Linked DNA regions of Homo sapiens: all the other regions are linked to region 1. A link is a contact called in ENCODE Hi-C or POLR2A ChIA-PET data. All regions are on one chromosome and are shown on one strand. Each heading gives the region's core, a stretch centred on a gene start or an enhancer-like site at or near the end of the contact. The rest is flanking DNA. Distances are from core to core; before and after follow the strand shown. Region 1 holds the start of ZBTB44-DT (ZBTB44 divergent transcript). Region 2 holds the start of HYLS1 (HYLS1 centriolar and ciliogenesis associated). Region 3 holds the start of CDON (cell adhesion associated, oncogene regulated). Region 4 holds the start of LINC02731 (long intergenic non-protein coding RNA 2731).

Region 1 (4,480 bases), core at 532-3,031:
AAAAGCTAGGGCAATTCTGAGCAAAAATAACAAAGCTAGAGGCATTCCTCTACCTGACTTCAAGTTGTACTACAAAGGAAAGCAAATTTTTGTGTCAGTGTAGTAGTTGAGGAGCTGCCACCACAGCCCCTGGAGAAGCACTTAGAAAAGACTTGCCTCATGGTCTTTTATTGACTATCCTGTTAAAGGCACTAGGAGAGGTAGATAGGATTTGACTACTTCATTTCCACCCTGATTCTTGTCCAGTTGCTTACCACCTACATACATTCTCACACATTCCTCACCAGGGCCCCAGCTCATGCCCTTTCCTGAGCCCTGCTCTGTGGCCGCCAGTCCTCTCCCAGGTAAGCATTCCGCCTTCTTTCCCTTCCCCTCTTCAAAACTTAGTGCAAAAGTTTCTGGGCCTAGTTCGCATCTTTCTGATTTTTCTCATCTCTGAAATGGGAATAATAAGAATGATAGTGGGAATAATAATAGAAACCTGTGATAAAACCTGTGAATTACAGTTGCCGTAAGGATTAGATAACATTATACATGCTTGAAAACTTGTTGGAAACTGCGAAGGACTATAAAAACAGAAGTTGTTTTTATTGCCTTTATTCCTAAAGAAGATTGCAAGTGTCAGGGTGTTCAGGTGCTTGGCTGCTTGTCTCTCAGAGTGAATTAATGTGAGATGTTGCCAAGTGTTTCAAAAGGAAAATCCACTCTACTTCAGCGGGACGTCCACCCACCTTGCACAAAACCCTCTGGAAAGAAGTCTTTCGGTTTGCAAACTGGAGGCGTGGGAAAACAGAAAGCGCCCAAGGAGCACCTGCCCGCACCCCGCCCGCCCCCAGGCACCTGGGGCGCTGCCGCCTGCAGTCCCGGGAACCCCTATGACCTCCGGGGGCGGTGTGGAGAGCGCTCGCCCGCCTGGCCAGGGGAAGCCAAGACTTAGGGCCCTAGGAGTTAACTAGGTTGATTGATTTTGCAGTTGACCAAGAACTTCAAAACCCCCCGGGCGGTACCGGTTACTTCGGGGAGGCCCGCACACTTCCTCCGGGAAGGCCAGGAAGTAAGTGATGGTGCAGTAAAAATGACAGATTCACGGTTGTGGAAGAAGTAGGGTATATTTTTGGAGCAGCTCTAGCTGTCCCTGTGTTGGAAGAACGAGAGGGACCTGGGAGTCCGTTTCTCCACTCATCTCAAGAACCGCACGTCCTGCCAGGTCACCGAGGCAAGTGCTAGAACGGAAGAGAGCAAGCACTGCGAGGAGGCCCGAGGAGCCACGCAATCCAGACACCCGCCGCATGTCGCAGTCCGCCCAGGACGGGGGCGCGGGCTCACCTGTCTGCGGGGCGGCCCTTGGCAGGCCTGTTTCCATGGGTGAACAATGGGCACCTTACCAACTAACCTCCCTCGCCGAAGAGGGGCTGAAGTGTTTCTATTTCGACCTCCCTACAAAAACTACCCGAGAAAATAGGAGTTATGTTTTTAGTTCGAAGAAAAAAATAATGCTATAAATGTGACTCCTGCGGAGAAATGCTTCTCAGGTGTGAGAGGGGAACTGGGTAAGAGGACGGCTTAGAGGAAGGACAAATGGGACAGGGCTTATGGGGCATGTGAATGTAAATCGGCACATGTGCGCACATATGCAAAAATACAGTGTCAAGACTCACGGCCTTTCTGGGTCACGCAGGCTCCACCGTCTAAGGAGACGGAGTCACCAACAGTACAAGTCCCGACGGCCAAGAGGGCCCATTTTCTGCGCTTGCGCAATCATCACGTTTCCTTCCCCGCCCCGAGCCCCGCCCCCGAGCGCGCTCCGCCCCGCCCCCTTCTCCTCCCCTTCCCCAGCCAGGCCGCCGGCGCAGAGCATTGTGGGACACAAACAAAGTGCCCCCAAACAGGCTGGAGTGAGCGGAGCGGCAACGGCGGCGGCGCCGGCCGCACGCGCGCGGCGGCGGCTCCCTCCCAACCTCCCCCTCCCCTCCCCTCAGTCCCCTTCCCCTTCCCCACCCCGCCCCGCTGGGAACACGCGAGCCGTCGCCGCGCTCCCCAAACAACCGCCTGCCCTCGGCCAACCGTCCCCAACGGTCGCCAGCGCGCGGCTCCCGGGCCCCCTCGCTCCTCCCCTCTGGCCCCTCCGAGCGCTGGGGGTGCTTCCCTCCCCGCCTCCTCGCACTCCCACTCGCGGGCACGCCGGTGGCTGTGCCGCCATGCCCCACCACAGGCTGCTCACGGGCCTAGGCGCGGCGGCCCGAGATAGGGGCCCCTGAGCCTCCCGGGGGAGGAGAGAGGCAGCGAGCCGCGCTCCGCCCCCTCCCCCCGGGCCGCCGCCGCCGCCGCCTCGCCGCCCCAGCCTGGCGGGAGAAGGAGGAGGAGCAGCAGGCCTCCGGGCCCGGCGCCGCCGCCCGCAGGTAACGGGGAGGGGAGGGCGGGCTCCGGTCGCGCGGGGGACGGCCCCTGCACGCTGCCCGTGGCTGACACCGCGTGGCCCCCACCTGGCGCCGAAGGGAGCGGAGAGCCGGGTCTGTCAGCCTAGTCCGCGCCGGGAGACACCCCACGGGATCCCCTCGGTGGCATTTAATCCTTCTGGGAGGAGACCGGCCTTGGGCCCCGCGGTCCCGGAGCAGTTACCCCGACCTTCCAGGGAGCTGCCCGTCCTTTGCACGCCCATTTGCCCAACACCCTAACCCGGAGCGGCCGGAGTGTTGCCACCTCTCACCTGGTCGAACCCGGGAGGCTCAGACCTGTTTTTTTTCCTCCTTTCCCCTTCTGCTTTTTCTCTGGTACAGAAAGAAAAAGATGGCACTTCTTTAAAAAAATATATATATATATATATACACACACACAAACACACACACACATACACACACACACACACCTCTTTTCCTTTCCTTCCTGAGGATCACTCTGCATCTAGTCGTTTTATTGCTGGCCTAATCAGAAAAAGGGGTTACCTCGAGAAATGACAGGTACGTTAGAACTGATTAAAAGGAAATTGCGTCCATGTGAGTTCTATGAATCCAAGCAGAATTTACAATAAAACCCCGTAATTGTGTGCTTTTTTTTGGAACTTACAAAAATGAAGACAAAAACTTAATTTCTTTTTCAGCGTGTAAGTAGATAATCTCTTGAAGTCAGGAAGAAATTCTCCATAACTTCCACTTATTTTCTTAATGCTTTATTTGGAGATCGGCTGATACCGGAAGCAAGCTGCACGATTTTGATTTCCTTTTCTCTAGGTGTTCAGTTGGAATTCTTGGGTTTAAAAAATACTGTATAAATCTTCATTTCCCCCATTACTTCACTTGGACTGTCAGTGGATTAATAATAATTTTACCTAATGTAGTTTCCCCTTATCATAGAATGTGAATATAATGAACGTAGTCCTTTAGTTTTGTATTTTAGGATTATTAGTAATGTACTGATTAATTATGAAAACCAGATTATTCATTTTGTGCAGTACTGCTTGGCATTTTTGCATTTGTAATTATTTAATTCTCAGAACAACCTAATGATGCAGATATTATTACTTGAATTTTATAGAAGTGACAAACTTAGTGATACGAAGAATTACAACTTGCCTTAGGGCACACAACTAGTAAGATAGTTTAGATTTCAACCCAAATATAATTCCAGTATAGATGTACTTTCGTGTACTTTCTACCGTACTTCTCAATAGAAGTACAATTTTATTAACTTTGTTATGAAAAATTTTAGTCGTATAGAGGTTCGTTCTATACAATTGTGATCGGTTATTCATGCAATGAATAAAAATGCTAATCAATGCAATGAATAACCAACTCAGTGATTAGCATTTTTGCCATATTGTTTCCTGTCTTTCTCTGTATGTGTGTAATTATTTGAAAGTAAGCTGCAAACACTGTAATCCTCAAATATTTCGGCATGTGTTTCCTAAAAATAGGGACATTCTCCTACTAACCCCAGTATCATTATTAATGCCTATCAAAATTAACAACTCCATCTTCAAAATTCCTCAGTTGTTCCAAAGTGTCTTTGAGGGTTCTGCCCCCAGTTGTAGTCAGTCAAGATTCATGCATTGATTGCATTTGGTGATTAAGTCTTTAGTCATTTTGTAAAATGAAGAGTATCCATCCCCTCTTCTTTTTGCAGGGGAAATTAAATAGGATGAATATTCCCTCCCTTCTTTTTTTCTGACACGTAATTGACCAAACCAGTTGTCTTGTAAAATATACCCACATTCTGGATTTGTGCCCTCCTAATGTCATTTCGTTTATTCCTCTTTCTCCCTGAATTTCCTATTAACTGGAAGTTAGGTGTAAAGGAAGGCTTAATTAGCTTAAAGTAAAACTTCCTTTGGCAAGAATATTTAATAGGTGATGCTGTGTACCTCCTGTTGCATAATATAGGAGGCACACAATGTCAGATTCCCACACTATTAATGATGCTAAATGTAACCATTTGATTAAAGTGCTGACTACTGATCTGTTGTAAAGGTGTGGTTTGCCAGTTT
Region 2 (4,480 bases), core at 994-3,493, 4.4 Mb after region 1:
AATGTGTATAAAAGCATTAAGACATCATTTCAGATTGATAAGATTTTTTCAGTACCCGGTGCTGGCAAGTGTGTGAAGAAATAAAAACAAGCATCCTTATTATGCCCTGTGTGTTGGGGATAATCCGTTTTTCCAGAGGGCAGTTTGGCATTATTATTATTGTTGTTGTTTTTTGAGACGAGTCTCTCTCTGTCGCCCAGGCTGGAGTTGCGGTGGCCTGATCTCGGCTCACCGCAACCTCTGCCTCTCAGGTTCAAGCGATTCTCCTGCCTCAGCCTCCCGAGTAGCTGGGATCACAGGCACCTGCCACCACGCCCGGCTAATTTTTCTTCTATTTTTAGTAGAGACTTGGTTTCACCATGTTGGCCAGGCTGGTTTCAAACTCCCAATCTCAAGTGATCCGCCCGCCTCCGCCTCCCAAAGTGCTTGGGATTACAGGTGTGAGCCACCGCGCCCGGCCCAGTTTGGCATTTTGAATCAGAATTTAAACTGTACCACAACTTCTAAGTCATAATCCACTTCCAGGAATTTATTCCAAGGACATAAATTGGACAAGAATGCAAACATGTATACATACAAGTGACCACTACCATACCATTTTATGATTATGAAGAGACTGGAAACAAATGTACATTAGTAGGGGACTGGTTAAATAATATATGATACAATACAGCCATAGCAACAAACGCCACGCATCCATTAAAAATGGTAATGCGTATCGACACTGACAGAGAAATGTGTTCCCAATTTATTACTGACTCAATAATGTATAATCTGCTTAACTGACGTTCTTTTAAATTAACATACTTTATTATATTTGTAACATGCAATTATTTAAAACACATTTTATAAGGAAATCACATAAATATAAGGTATATATTATGAATATATCTGAAGTAAACCTAAATGTGAACAGTGTTTGATGGTTATCTGTGACTGATGAAATTTCGAGTATTTTCTTTCTTCTTTACACGTACTAAATGTTGCTCGGATTGCTAAAAACATGTACATACTATGTTTGCATTCTTGTCCGATTTATGTCCTTGGAATAAACTCCTGGAATTGGATTATGACTTAGAAGTTATGGTACTACTTGAATTCTGATTTATGTTTTTCTTTTCTCTTTTTTTTTTTTTTTTTTGAGACAAGAGTCTTGCTCGGTCGCCCAGGCTGGAGTGCAGTGGCGCGATCTCGGCTCACTGCAACCTCTCCCTCCCGGGTTCAAGAGATTCTCCTGTCTCGGCCTCCCGAGGAGCTGGGACTACAGGCGCCCGCCACCAAGCCCGGCCAATTTTTGTATTTTTAGTAGAGACGGGGTTTCACCGTATTGGTCGGGCTGGTCTCGAACTCCTGACCTCACGTGATCCGCCCACCTCGGCCTCCCAAAGTGCTGGGGTAACAGGCGTGAGCCACCGCGCCCGGCCTGAATTCTGATTTATAATGCCAAACTGCCCTCTAGAAAAACAGATTATCCCCAGCACACAGGCCATAAAGGTGCTTGCTTTCATTTCTTCACTCTCTCAGCAGCATGGGGTACTGAAAAATCTTACCAATCTAAAAAGATATCTTAATGTTTTTCTTTGCCTGCTTAGTGAGATTGTATACTGTTTAGAATAAAAAAGATTTATTTCCATTTCGGGGTGGACAAACACCTTGGACGGTTCCATGCTGCAGTCCACAAAAGGTGCAGCTAGAAGGCGACAAGACACGCTCCGCCTTTCAACGGCAAAGCTCGCAGTCGCCCCGCCTGGCCGTGGGCGTGGCTTGGACCCAGGTCGCTAGCGGCCTTCGGGACTCCCCTCCAGCCCTGGGGCCGTCCCCGGCCTCCGCCTGGTCCCAGGGGCGCGGCCCAGGAGCTCAGAAAGGCCACCGGGGCAAAGACCGCGGCGGCGGCCAGCGCACACCGTGACCTCCAGGGGCTGCGGCCCGCCGCGCACATCGCCTGTAGCTCACGCTGCCCCGGCCGCCTCCCTCAGGAACGCAGACGTTGGGGACGGCTCGCCAGGCAGGACCTGGAATCCACGGAGGGAAGCTGCCACTCTGCACCGTCCCGACGGTGGGAAAAGGAGCGAGGGCTCCCGCCGCAGTGGGCCGGCAGCCACCAGGTCCCCGCGTCCCTCCGCTTCCGGCCTTCGCCCGGCTTACCCGCGTCGCGGAAGTCCGCTCTCTGCACCGCGTCCTGCCAGTCGCCAGCAGAGCACCGCAGATTCTGTTAGCTTTCGCGTAACTTGCGCAGGCGCACTGCCGGCCCACGCGCCGAGCCTGCGGTTAACCGCCGACCGCTGAGGTTTAAATCCGGAGAGCGAACCGGCACCCTTGGCCCGGTCCGCCCTCCCTCTTATTGGTCCTGAGGGTAAACGTCCTCCAAGTCTGTATCCTGATTGGCGCACATTTTGTCTGGGCCTTCTCCGCCGGCGGGAGCATGCCCGGGATTTCCAATGTGGCCTTAAAAATATCCGAGCCCGCCTAGCTGAGGCGCGCAGGCAGCAGCCGTTGCTGCGACGCCTCTGGTGTACTAAATCTGGAGGGGAGGTTGGGCCCTCGAAGAGAAGGAGAAGACCCTCAAACCTTGGCTAACGGCGACATAGCTGGCTTTTTGGAGAGGCCGCCTAACGGTCTGCCACTTCATTGGAATCAGCCTCCGCCCTTCTCAACTGGCTGCTGCGGGGCCAGTGGTGCCGGGAGACGAGGGCGGGCGCTCAGGGACGGTTCGAACAGTCTGGGGTGAGTCCGCCTGTGCGCTCTAGACGTTTCCTTGGGGCCTGAGAGAGCGGCTGTATGAAACCCTGGCGCACTGAGCTCTTCCTTTCCTCTGCATGGTGTGCAGGGCCCTGGCGTGACCCGTGGCTGCGTCTCCACAGCTCCTCCCACGTTACTCTAACTGTGCTCCAGCCACCGACTGCCTTGCTCCGACATGCACTTGTTTTCTTTTGGAATGTGCCTGTCTCCTTCACATGGTGTTACTCTCAACTTTTTTTTTTTTTTTTTTTTGAGACGGAGTTTCCCTCTTGTTGCCCAGTTGCCCAGGCTGGAGAGTAGTGGCGCGATCTCAGCTCTCTGTAACCTCTGCCTCCCAGGTTCAAGCGATTCTCCTGCCTCAGCCTCCCGAGCAGCTGGGATTACGGGCGAGCACCACCATGCCCGGCTAATTTTGTATTTTTAGTAGAGATGGGGTTTCACCATGTTAGTCAGGTGATTCTACCCCCTCGGCCTCCCAAAGCTCTGGGATTACAGTTGTGAGCCTCTGTGCCCAGCCACTAATTTTTTTTTTAAACCCGATGTTTTAACTCTTTTTGCATCTGTACCTGTAAAAAAAAAAAAAAAAAAAAAAAAAAAAATCTAGTGCTTGGGGATTGCTGAGGATGAGATCTGTAAAAGCAAGAGGAGAGGCCCTCAGGGTTCAATATCCTAGTCAATACCAAGCAAACCTATCTCAACTGGTCTTGAGTCCTGAGCATTGCATTTTCCACCTTAAACAAATAGGTGCTAGTTGTCAAGTTCATCTTACACCATTTCTTAAATCCAGGATTCAGTGGGAGGGGAGAAATGTTTAATCCTTTTCCTCCAAACACTTCGTATTATCTCTTACTCTCCCTCTTTGCCTCAGGGCCTTTGTGCTACCTCTAAGGCACTTTGAATTTGTGGGAGGAAGAAAATGGAAAGAACAAAGGAGGGAAGATGACAGAAGTAGGTTGTGGAGATTTGAGTGACTGCCCCTACATCTGCAATATCATAACACTCCTTTAGTGCAGCGGTCCCAACCTTTTTGGCACTAGAGACAGGTTTCATGGAAGACAATTTTTCCATGGCTCAGAGAGGGGGTATGGTTTTGGGATGATTCAAGCGCATTACATTTATTGTGCACTTTATTTCTATTATTATATTGTAACATATAATGAAATAATTATGCAACTCACTGTAATGTAGAATCAGTGGGAGCCCTGAGCTTGTTTTTCTGCAACTAGATGGTCCCATCTGGGGGTGATGGGAGACAGTGACAGATCATCAGGCATTAGATTCTCATAAGGAGCATGCAACCTAGATCCCTGGCTTGCGCAGTTCACAATAGGGTTCACGCTCTTGTGAGACTCTAACACCCCTGTTCATGCGACGGAAGGCAGAGCTCAGGCAGTAATGCCAGATGGGGAGTGGCTGTAGAAACAGATGAAGCTCCTACGGCTTACCCCCTGCCTTGCGGCCTGGTTCCTAGGTGCCTGTCCGTGGCCTGGGGGTTGGGGACCTTTGTTTTAGTGCATATATTCTTTTCTTTCCATAGGAGCAAATTTAATATGCTCAGGTTTTATCTTATGCCAGCATGACTTTTTCTTTGGCTTTGAATCTCCAATCTGTCTTAGAAACCAAAGAGTAGATGGAATCATTTTTCTTCCAGCTTTGAACATCAGCATTCTCCTTATGGATCCCCCAGTTCGTTTCTTTTTCTTTTTTTTTTAATTTTTTTTGAGACAGAGTCTCTCTCTGT
Region 3 (4,480 bases), core at 1,284-3,783, 4.3 Mb after region 1:
CCTTACAGATGATGACCTCTCTGTGTCCTCCCACGGCAGAAGGGACAGAAGGGGCTAGCTAGCTCCTTGAAGCCCTTTTATAAGGTCATGAATCTTGCTCATGAGGGTGGTCCTCATGACTTAGTCAGCTTCTAAAGTCTCCACCTCTTAATACTATCACCTCTTAATACTATCACCTCTTAATACTATCACCTCTTAATACTATCACCTCTTAATACTATCACCTCTTAATACTATCACCTCTTAATACTATCACCTCTTAATACTATCACCTCTTAATACTATCACCTCTTAATACTATCACCTCTTAATACTATCACCTCTTAATACTATCACCTCTTAATACTATCACCTCTTAATACTATACTCAATACTATACTGACCTTGTGTTCACACAGCTCCCTGTTCATTGCACTGAAGATGTCTCCTTGTACTTACCCACGTGTGTGTCTGTATCACAGTTAGACTGTGAGCTCTTTGAAGCTTGGGACTGCACATTGTTTCTTAATGTTGAACAAATGGATGAATGATTCATTAATGAAAAACTGTTTTACACCTGAAATGATTTCTCTGCTTTACAAAAAAAGGGGGAGAGGAAGTAATTAATATCAACAAACATTGTGATTTTTTTCTTAGTCTGACTATGAGTAACAGTAGGCATAGTGAATTCAAATGGCACTGTGAGATCTGGAGGTGCACAAAGTGCATTATGTCCCAGGAGAAGAACCTGGAATTCTCTGTAGCCACAATAAATTTGCAAGACTTCTATTAACATCCACACAAAACTCTCATTTCAGTTAAATCCTCTATAGAAAGACTTACTTGCCGAATGAAAAATCGTTTACCATAGCTTGTTAATAACATATAGATTCTTGGTCTCCAAAAGTGAACAATAGAACAGTGGAGGACAAACTAGAGTTAAGAGTTTTTTTCTGGCTGGGTGTGGTGGCTCACGCCTGTAATCCCAGCACTTTGGGAGGCCAAGGCGGGAGAATCATCTGAGGTCAGGAGTTCAAGACCAACCTGGCCAACATGGCAAAACCCCGTTTCTACTGAAAATACAAAAATTAGCCGGGTGTGGTGGCACGTGCTGTAATCCCAGCTACTTGGGAGGCTGAGGCAGGAGAATCGCTTGCACTCGGGAGGCGGAGGTTGCAGTGAGCCAAGATCGCACCATTGCACTCCAGCCTGGGCAACAAGAGCACCCCAGCCTGGGCGACAGAGTGAGACTCCGTCTTAAGAAAAAAAATTGTGTTTTTTTTTTCCGTCCTGTACTGACTTTCTTTCCAGGGGCTTTACAAAAACCCTGAATCTAGCTAATGCAGAAAGCTAACCTGCTTGAACAATACCACACTTTCAAAGCATTTCTTTTTAAAATTCACGTAAGAAGGTAAGGGAGGACTGGCATATTTCTCCTGAAGTTCAGTACTGAGTATTTATAAACTTAACTATTATTAGGGATCCTTTTGTAGTTAAGCTAATAGTAAGTAATGATGATGGGGAAAAAAAAGAGCTAACTGCTAATAATAACAATTTATAAAGAAGTTACAGTCCTTGAATGCCCACTGAGTGGCAGGTGCTTTTCACAAAGTATCGTATTTACGCTTCACAGCAACATTTTGAATAGAAATTTATTTTTCCTTTTTCTGTTTGAACAACTGAAGTTCATTGAGTTCAGATAACTTGGGGCAGGTCCAACGGACGAGTTGGAAAGACTCTGGGGCCAAAGGCTCACACCACGCCTCTCCTAGCCCCTGAGTTTTGCTACCTGCTTGCGTTTATGTGCAGGCAGGGCGGGTGGGTGGTGGTGGGGGAATCAGATGAAGCTGCCTAAGGAATTAAACATGGAAAGTGGTGGAAAGGCGAAGGAGGTATAAGCGGTGGGCCGCTGGAACCCTAAGAGAGACCAGGCAAGAACCGGGAGAAGGGATGCACCCGTTGGCGGCTCAGAGAACTTAGGTAGAGGCGAGGGGCGGGGCGGGGCGAGGGGCGGGGCCTGAACGAGGCTAGGGCGGGGCCCGAACGAGGCTAGGGCGGGGCCCGAACGAGGCTAGGGCGGGGCCTCGGGGGACAGAGTCGACCATTTGGAGACCTGCCAGAAGAGCCGTCTCTCCAAGGGAATGAAAGGTGAGGGGAGCGTGAGTGCAGGCATGATGGGAATCTCCGTGACTTGGTAAGGCAACTCACCCTTACCTGTCCTACACCCAAGAAAAGCCTCTTCTATGCTCCCCTGGGGTATCTCTCTTGCAGAGTAGGCAGGTCAATGACGAGGAGAGGGTCCTGCCCAGAGCGTGCCCCCCTCCGTCACTTGGTACGGCCCGTGCCCCCGCCGCTGATCTGGCAGGCTGCGCGCGCACACTCCGGCCGGGTGCGGGCCGGCGGGGCACAGCGGCCTCTACGGCCCGCCTCCGTCAGTCATTCCCCGGTCCCTCCTCCCGCTGCTCGCGTGCTCCGGGCCGGCCCAGCACCCTCCGAGTTACGTGCCCGCGCTCCCCGGCGGGGAGGAGCGCAGCCGCGGGGGCGCGCCCCGGTGACTCCGCCCCTCAGCTCCCCTCCCCTGAGCCCGGGAGCCCGGCTCGCGCGGCTAGGTGCGAGGAGACCCGGGACCCCACGCCCGCCCGCCCTGCCCAGCGCCCCAGCCCCGGCGTGCGAGGCGCCGCTCCCTCCTCTGCCCTGCGCGGTGCATGGAGGGGCCCGTTCGGATCGCAGCCGCCGCCACCGTAGCCGCCGCCGCGCGCGCGCGGGGGGATGACCTGGGGGTGGCTTTCCGAGCCGGCTGCAGCGCAGGAGGTCTGGAGGCTTAGCCAGCCCCGCGGAGAGGTGCGGGGGTGGGGGTCCCGCCGCAGGGTCGGAGGGAGGGGTGGCGCGCGGGCACTGGGCTTGGGGGGCCTTGGCTTAGGGGACGGGAGGTCCCGGGGACGGGCGGGCCGGCGTTCCCTGGAGGGCGTGGGGGTGCAGGGCTGCGTGCGGGGTCTGGATGCTGATGCTTGCCCGGCGGGGAGCCCCGGCGTTCCGCGTCCTCGGGGGCTCGGAGGCACCTCGCGGGAGGAGGCGGGGTGAGGTGTCAGTGACACGACGAAACCTCTTCTTGACGATGGTCCTCGGGGGCAGGTGAGATGCCGCAGAGCGGGGAGCTAGGGCGCCCGCGCGTTTTCCCAAGGGAGCCGGGTCCCTGGCCTCTCTCAATCTCCATCCCTGCAGAGCGCCCGCGAGAGACAGTGATTTATGTGTAGGGAGAAGCAAGAGAAATTTCCTGCACAATGTATCTTTCTCTGCCTTCACAAGACTCACTGACTTCCCAGCCCCAGGGAGTGTATTTTTCCTTCTCCTCTGTAAAGCTTTCTGTGGATTGCATTATCATTTGCTAAATACATTACAGCTCGCTATTTATTTCAGTCGGCAGCTTCCAGACCTTTGTTGCTTTCTCTCCACATCTAGGAATTTCAGCAATAAATCACTGAGGGGGATAGATAGACTCTCTTGCCCTTCCCTTCATTGTTCTCCCTAACCCCACCAAATCAGGTGGAAGGCTCTCCAAAAGGAGCTGTTTCCAGAATGCCTGCCCTTCCTCATCAGGACGACAGAGGGTGGCAGGTGCTTTAAGGGCAGACTGCTTTCCAGTGGGAATCCAGAATTTAGAGAACCTCATCAACAGAAAGTCAGCCTTTGTGTCCCAAACCAGACACCTTGAAAAACAGGAGGTTGGACTAAAAGCTCACATGAGATTTATTTTCAGGCCTATGCCAGTAAAGATGAAAGACGCCAAGTCAGTGAATTCTGATTCCTTTCGGCGCTGATAACATAACCCTCAAATTCCCAACTGACACTTGGCATACCTAGTGGACAGTGTCTCCAAGGAGAGGAAGGTGGGGAGGGTGTTAGAAAATGAAATGAGTTTATTGTCAGCATAATTCTAAACATTCTATGACATTTTGTAGTTCTCCCCCACCCTCAGTCTATTTTTAGCTGAAAATTTGGGGATAGTTCAACTTTTAAGATAAGATGAAAGAAAACCTTCAAAAAATTTTCTGGAAATTTTAAATTAGTGCTTAACTAGAAAGCATTCTTTGGAACCCGAGAAGCACCAAATACTGCAGTCTCTGTTATGCACATGTTGGAATGAACTGCCTCATACTTGAAGTTATATGAGAAGGATGGAGAAAACCTGTTTCATTTTGTAAAGACGTGCCCTGGGTGTGTGTTTGGCAGTGTGTAGAACAGAAACATTTATATTTCTATTAAGAAACACACAAATGTATACTGTTTAACTTTCATGCAAAAACTTCCCAGTGTTTGGGAAATCTGTCTTTGTTTGAATAGTTTAGTCAGCCAGGAGAATCAGTTACTAGAGGTACTGTGCTGTTGTTTGTGTAATAACTCACTTGGGATGCTTTGATTGATTGCCATGGTTCTCATCAGCCTCCTCTTCTGTGCAAAGTACTTAAACAGCTCTGACTCTCAAGCCTTCAAGTACAAAGAA
Region 4 (4,480 bases), core at 1,279-3,778, 3.7 Mb before region 1:
GGAGGGGAGGCAGGAAGCTGGGGCCAATGCCAGCATCAGAGGGAGGCCAGCAGTTGGCACAGCGCTGGCTTATGTCCAGCAGGAGCATGTGAGAGGTGAAGGCACCATTCTGCAGGAGGGCTGGCTGGCCTTGGGGCTTAGAACAGGCTCCAATTCAGTGCAGAGCCTTTATTCCTTTAGCTCAGCACGAACAAACCCAGGGTGGTGCTTATCTCCCTCAGTTTTATTCCTCCCCGGAGTGGTATTCAGAGAAGAAATTCCACTGGGACACCTGGTACTTGGTACTGCAGATGAGCATTTCTGGACATGCTAGGTGGAGGGGAGAGGCTGAGGCTGGGGTCCCAGGACCCTGGGTTCCCGCAAAACCTCAGGGCTCCCTGAAGTGAACGTAGGAACAAGCATGGATGGGTGGAAGAGGGCCTCTGTGAAGCCCATCCCCGGCCAGGCCCTGCTCTCTGCAGAGGTGATCTGGGTGACCCCCTCCCTCCTCCAGCTCTGCAGCAGCTCCCGGTTTCCAGCAGGGCTGGCCAGGAAGCCGTGGCCAAGAGGGAGCTGGGTAGACAGGGCCCAGAAGTCAGAGCAGTCAGGGGTGGAGCGTGCAAACTCTGCAAAGCTCTAGCCTGGCTCCACCCCTTGCCTGCCTGAAGCTCAAAAGGATGACATCACCCAGACTGAGGGCTCCAGCCTAGATGGGCTTCATTAGCAGGGAAAGCCGGCACCTGCAGGGCTCAAGGACTTCCCGGGTTTGCGGGAGGCGGTCCTCTGCTCCTCTTGTGAATCCGGTTCAGCTTTAGGGGTCTCTGCTCTGAGTCTTGGAGACAGCACGTGGCTATTCGGGCTTCCAAGTCTGGGGCTATGTTTCTTCTACCAGAGACCAATCTCTCGGGCACCAGCATAAGCACTCTTTCCTTCCACCCTGCCAAACGCTGCTTTTCCTTGCCAGCACCGGCTGCAGCTCCATGTTTCTGAGGCTCCGTGGAGAGGATTAGATCACTGATTCTAACCAGGCAGAGTCAGCCCACAGCAAACCTAATGTCCCCCTCCCTGTGGGCTCATGTACCCTCCCCAGCCCCCAAACCCTACTGGGTGCTTGTGTTGCCTGCTTGCAAAGCATATGCTTGGCTGCTTGCTTGGTGTCTGCTGTTTATCTGTCTCTTCCTACTGAACTTCTGTTTCTTCTTGGCCCATCTGGCTCCTGTGGTGCCCGTCTTTTGCTCGGATTGCGCCTGCAATCGACACTGTCCTCCCCACCCGCTTCCCCTCTACCCTCTTCCCTCCCAGGGCTTGCCTCTTGTGCACTTTGGGCCACTGGCAGGCACCCCTGACCTTGGGTGTGGGACCAGCGAGGACTGCCCCAGGCACAGTGGGGAGCCTGATGTCGGGGTGTCCCTGTAGTGTTCTGACGATGTCCTTTGTGGAGGGGCTTGAGGGGGTGTGGAGGGCAGTGTGGGAGTTGCCTTTGGACTGGGGCGAAGGCTAGGTCCTGGTGGAAACCTCCCTCTCCCTGGCCCTTCTGAGCTTCTTGGGGTGGGGGCACCACTCACACCAGACTATTGTAGAGTGATGGGAAAATGGCCTGTGGGTAGCAGCTGGAGAGAATGAGGTCAAGGAAGCCCCAAGGCTCCTCTGACCCAAAAACCAGGGTCCACTCAGATCCTTTCCGCTCAGAGGTTATGGCAGTCTGGTGGCTTGGGTGGCGGCAAGGAGCTGCAGATGCTCACATCCAGGCAGCCAGGGGTGGAGAGGGCTCTGGGCGTGGCAGCTGTGCCAGCAGTGCTGCCGGGGATCTGTCCCCACCCCGCCTCGTCCCAGCCTCTTGGCGCTAGTTCCCGTGCAGCCCAGACGTTTCTCCCCCTCTCGCCCCTCCCACAGCGTGCACACCCCTGCACATGCTCCCACCCGAGGAAGAGCTAAGCACACTGCAGCGGTTCACACTCACCCCTCCAACGCAGCCCGCTTCCTTCCGGGCGTGATGTGGCAGCTCATGGCTTCCCTGGGATTCACGAGGCCCTGGGAGGCAGACGGAGCAGGTGGGCGGAGCCTGGAGGAGGATGGAGGAGAAGAACCGGAGCCCCCACGGGGCAGGGCTGCCATTCGTCTGCCTCTCTGGACCAGGGTTGCTCCTCCAGGCTAAGGCCGGCTGCCGAGGAGGCTGTGCTGGGCCTGGAGTCAACAAGGATGCACGTGCTGGGGGCCATCAGCTGCTGCTCCCATACAAGCATCTGCTCCCACCAAACCCACAGGGCTTGGCTGCCAGGCCTTGCTGTGTGCCCACTCTGTGGCTCTGTTCTTTGTCTCTGTTGTTCCATCTGCCTGCTCCACCGGCTGCCTGGCTCAGCTCCTCTCGGCCTCTTTATTTCTCTCGGAATCTTCTTCCTGTTCCTCATTTCTCCCCATCCTTCTCCCCGTCTCTGTGCAACCACATTCATGCCCTGGTCTCCGAGACCTTCTTTCCTCCTCTGCCCTTATCAGTCATGCCTCTGTGTGCTTCTCTGCGTCTCCCCCATGTTCATTCTCCTGCTCTCTCTCTTGCTGCCTCTCATGCATATTCAGCAGCTCCTTGAAAACCCACCTAGCTTATTCTGCGTGTTAAATGCCTAGATCTGCTTCAGGCATGAGACTTCTTAGCCTCTAGCTCTAGGACGCCACCTCAGATCACAGTCTGTACTAATTGTGTAGAGGATGTTGGTGAGCCCACCTACCTTCCACCCAAGCATGGCTCACTCTACAAGTTCTCCTCTTCTGACCTGAAACAAGGCAGCCCCAAGGTGTGTCAGGCCCACAGCAAAAGCCATGGTGCACAGGAGGACGAGGACAAGGACGAGCACAAGGACGTCTCCTCTTAAAGAAACCCGAGGGCTTCAGTCCTGGAAATAAACGTAGGATCCAAAGTGTCTTCATCCTTTGGTGCTTTTACAGTCCGTTTTCATCCGCTCTATTATCCCCTTACAACTCCGTGGGAGGGGTATCAATGAAGCAGCTGTGGAGTTCAGACTAGAGGGCACTCCACCAGTGCGGCCCAGCATTTGAGGAACAGAGCTGGCATCAGAAACTTGGCTTCTGAATTTTTAGCCCTTGTCTGTGGCAGGTGAATGGACAGAAAGAGTCTGGAAAAACGCAGAAAGTGGCAACTGAGGGACAAGAGGACTCAGAAGCAGAGCAGAACCTGGGCTCAGCCCCCAGGGGAGGGTACAGAGATGAGGGAGACGGGGGAAGGCAGGAGAGGGCATGAGTGGCAGGCATCCGGCACCTTCTACCCCCTGTTTCCACCAGCCTTTAGGAAGAGAGGACTGGGGTGCTTGCCCTCACAGGTGACCCACATGTCACGTCACTCCCCGAGCCCCTGTGGCTTCTCCGTCTCCTTTCTCTGCCCTGTTATCTGGCCTCATGGTTTCTTCTCTGCTCCCATCTTCTCTCTCCTTCCCACCTGCAGATCACCTGCCTGCCTTTCCCCTTCATCCTGGGGGCCCAGCCCTTTCCTCTGCCCCAGTCCCCTCCCGTCTTTCTCATCCACCGACCTCTCTATGCTCCCCACCGTCCTCCTCCTAAGCCCCACCTGGCATTTGTCTTCTCACTGCCAAATGAGCCAGCGTGGGCTCGAGGTAGCCAGGAGCAGGGTGGTCGCAGTTCTCCACAGCTCCTGACCCTGGCCTGAGCCCCCAGGGAGCTCCCACGCACCTCTTCCTTATGAACACTGGGGGCGCTGGAGGCTCAGCCCCCGCCCCACGCATACCTGGGGCAGGCTTGCTTTCCAGCCCTTGCAGACTCACGAGGGGCCTCATTCTGGGACACGTTGGCAGCTGTGGGGTCGACACACCTCTTCTGCAGGGAGGGCTCCCGACACTTCCGTCCTCTACCTGCACAGCCGGCCTCCATTAAACACACGCCTCAGCCGGCCTGGAGACTCCATTTCTATCTCCCTGGCGTGGCTTTTCCTCCACCACCAGCTGCTTCCTAGTTTTTACTTGAGGCTCCTGGGACATTGTCCTAATTTTTTCTTCATTTTTCTTTGTATTTGTCTAGGAAAAAAAAAATCAACCCTAAGAAACCCTTGAAACCACACTATGTGTTTTAAACCCTTGACCCCACCACAGAGGACTCTAACGTTGGCCTGGGCCACTTTGCCTGGTCCCCAGGTCGGGAGTGAGCAGCAGGTGCCCTTGGCTCTCTTTTATCTCTTTTATTCCCCTTCTTCTGTGGAACCCCCTCTTGTTGTGTCTGGAGCTCTGGGCTCTGTGCAGTATAAGGAGTCCAGGAGAGAGCTTGAGATGTGAGCTTCCCAGAACACCAGGTGCAGGGGATGTGACACGTTAGGGGAGGAGAGAACTCAGTGGGGAGAAGCAGTTTCTCCCTCTAATTTCATATAGAAGCCGAAAGAGCTCGGTTAAGTCCAGCTTAGTTCAGCTGGGTCCAGCTGTGAGGCTTTGGGCCCCTCACTAAATCTCCCTGAGCTTCAGGTTCTTATCTGTAAAGAAGGAGC

The links. A loop is a pair of places that touch in the nucleus more often than their neighbours do. ChIA-PET counts read pairs that join two places held with the same protein, here RNA polymerase II (POLR2A). Pooled maps may share reads with other maps.
Region 2: a map of naive thymus-derived CD4-positive, alpha-beta T cell shows a loop between it and region 1 (16-fold over the local background). The contact joins the promoter of HYLS1 here to the promoter of ZBTB44-DT in region 1. A Hi-C loop is called at or near these places in 1 of 168 maps with a recorded cell type or tissue (naive thymus-derived CD4-positive, alpha-beta T cell) and 8 of 50 pooled maps. POLR2A ChIA-PET finds 5 or more read pairs at or near these places in 1 of 52 experiments (activated T-cell).
Region 3: a loop to region 1 is called in a map of CD4-positive, alpha-beta T cell, with 6 times the contacts of the local background. The contact joins the promoter of CDON here to the promoter of ZBTB44-DT in region 1. A Hi-C loop is called at or near these places in 2 of 168 maps with a recorded cell type or tissue (CD4-positive, alpha-beta T cell and CD4-positive, alpha-beta memory T cell) and 9 of 50 pooled maps.
Region 4: a loop to region 1 is called in a map of naive thymus-derived CD4-positive, alpha-beta T cell, with 9 times the contacts of the local background. The contact joins the promoter of LINC02731 here to the promoter of ZBTB44-DT in region 1. A Hi-C loop is called at or near these places in 1 of 168 maps with a recorded cell type or tissue (naive thymus-derived CD4-positive, alpha-beta T cell) and 5 of 50 pooled maps. POLR2A ChIA-PET finds 5 or more read pairs at or near these places in 1 of 52 experiments (naive thymus-derived CD4-positive, alpha-beta T cell).

Annotation. Positions count from the first base shown.
Region 1 is chr11:130,312,294-130,316,773 of GRCh38, reverse strand. It overlaps ZBTB44-DT (ZBTB44 divergent transcript), which reads right to left and starts at 1,781. Exons shown (of 7, transcript NR_148980.1): 1 at 1,659-1,781. It overlaps ZBTB44 (zinc finger and BTB domain containing 44), which reads left to right and starts at 1,857. Exons shown (of 8, transcript NM_001301098.2): 1 at 1,857-2,399. RefSeq lists silencers at 764-823, 1,734-2,563 and enhancers at 1,124-1,223, 1,394-1,493, 2,654-2,703.
Region 2 is chr11:125,885,431-125,889,910 of GRCh38, reverse strand. It overlaps HYLS1 (HYLS1 centriolar and ciliogenesis associated), which reads right to left and starts at 2,243. Exons shown (of 3, transcript NM_001134793.2): 1 at 2,146-2,243. RefSeq lists silencers at 1,666-2,055, 2,156-2,205, 2,296-2,345 and an enhancer at 2,486-2,535.
Region 3 is chr11:126,060,919-126,065,398 of GRCh38, reverse strand. CDON (cell adhesion associated, oncogene regulated) reads left to right here and starts at 2,533. Exons shown (of 20, transcript NM_001378964.1): 1 at 2,533-2,820. RefSeq lists silencers at 1,946-2,035, 2,106-2,775.
Region 4 is chr11:134,030,320-134,034,799 of GRCh38, reverse strand. It overlaps LINC02731 (long intergenic non-protein coding RNA 2731), which reads right to left and starts at 2,528. Exons shown (of 3, transcript NR_027276.1): 1 at 1,940-2,528. RefSeq lists enhancers at 1,009-1,736, 1,737-2,464, 3,165-3,664.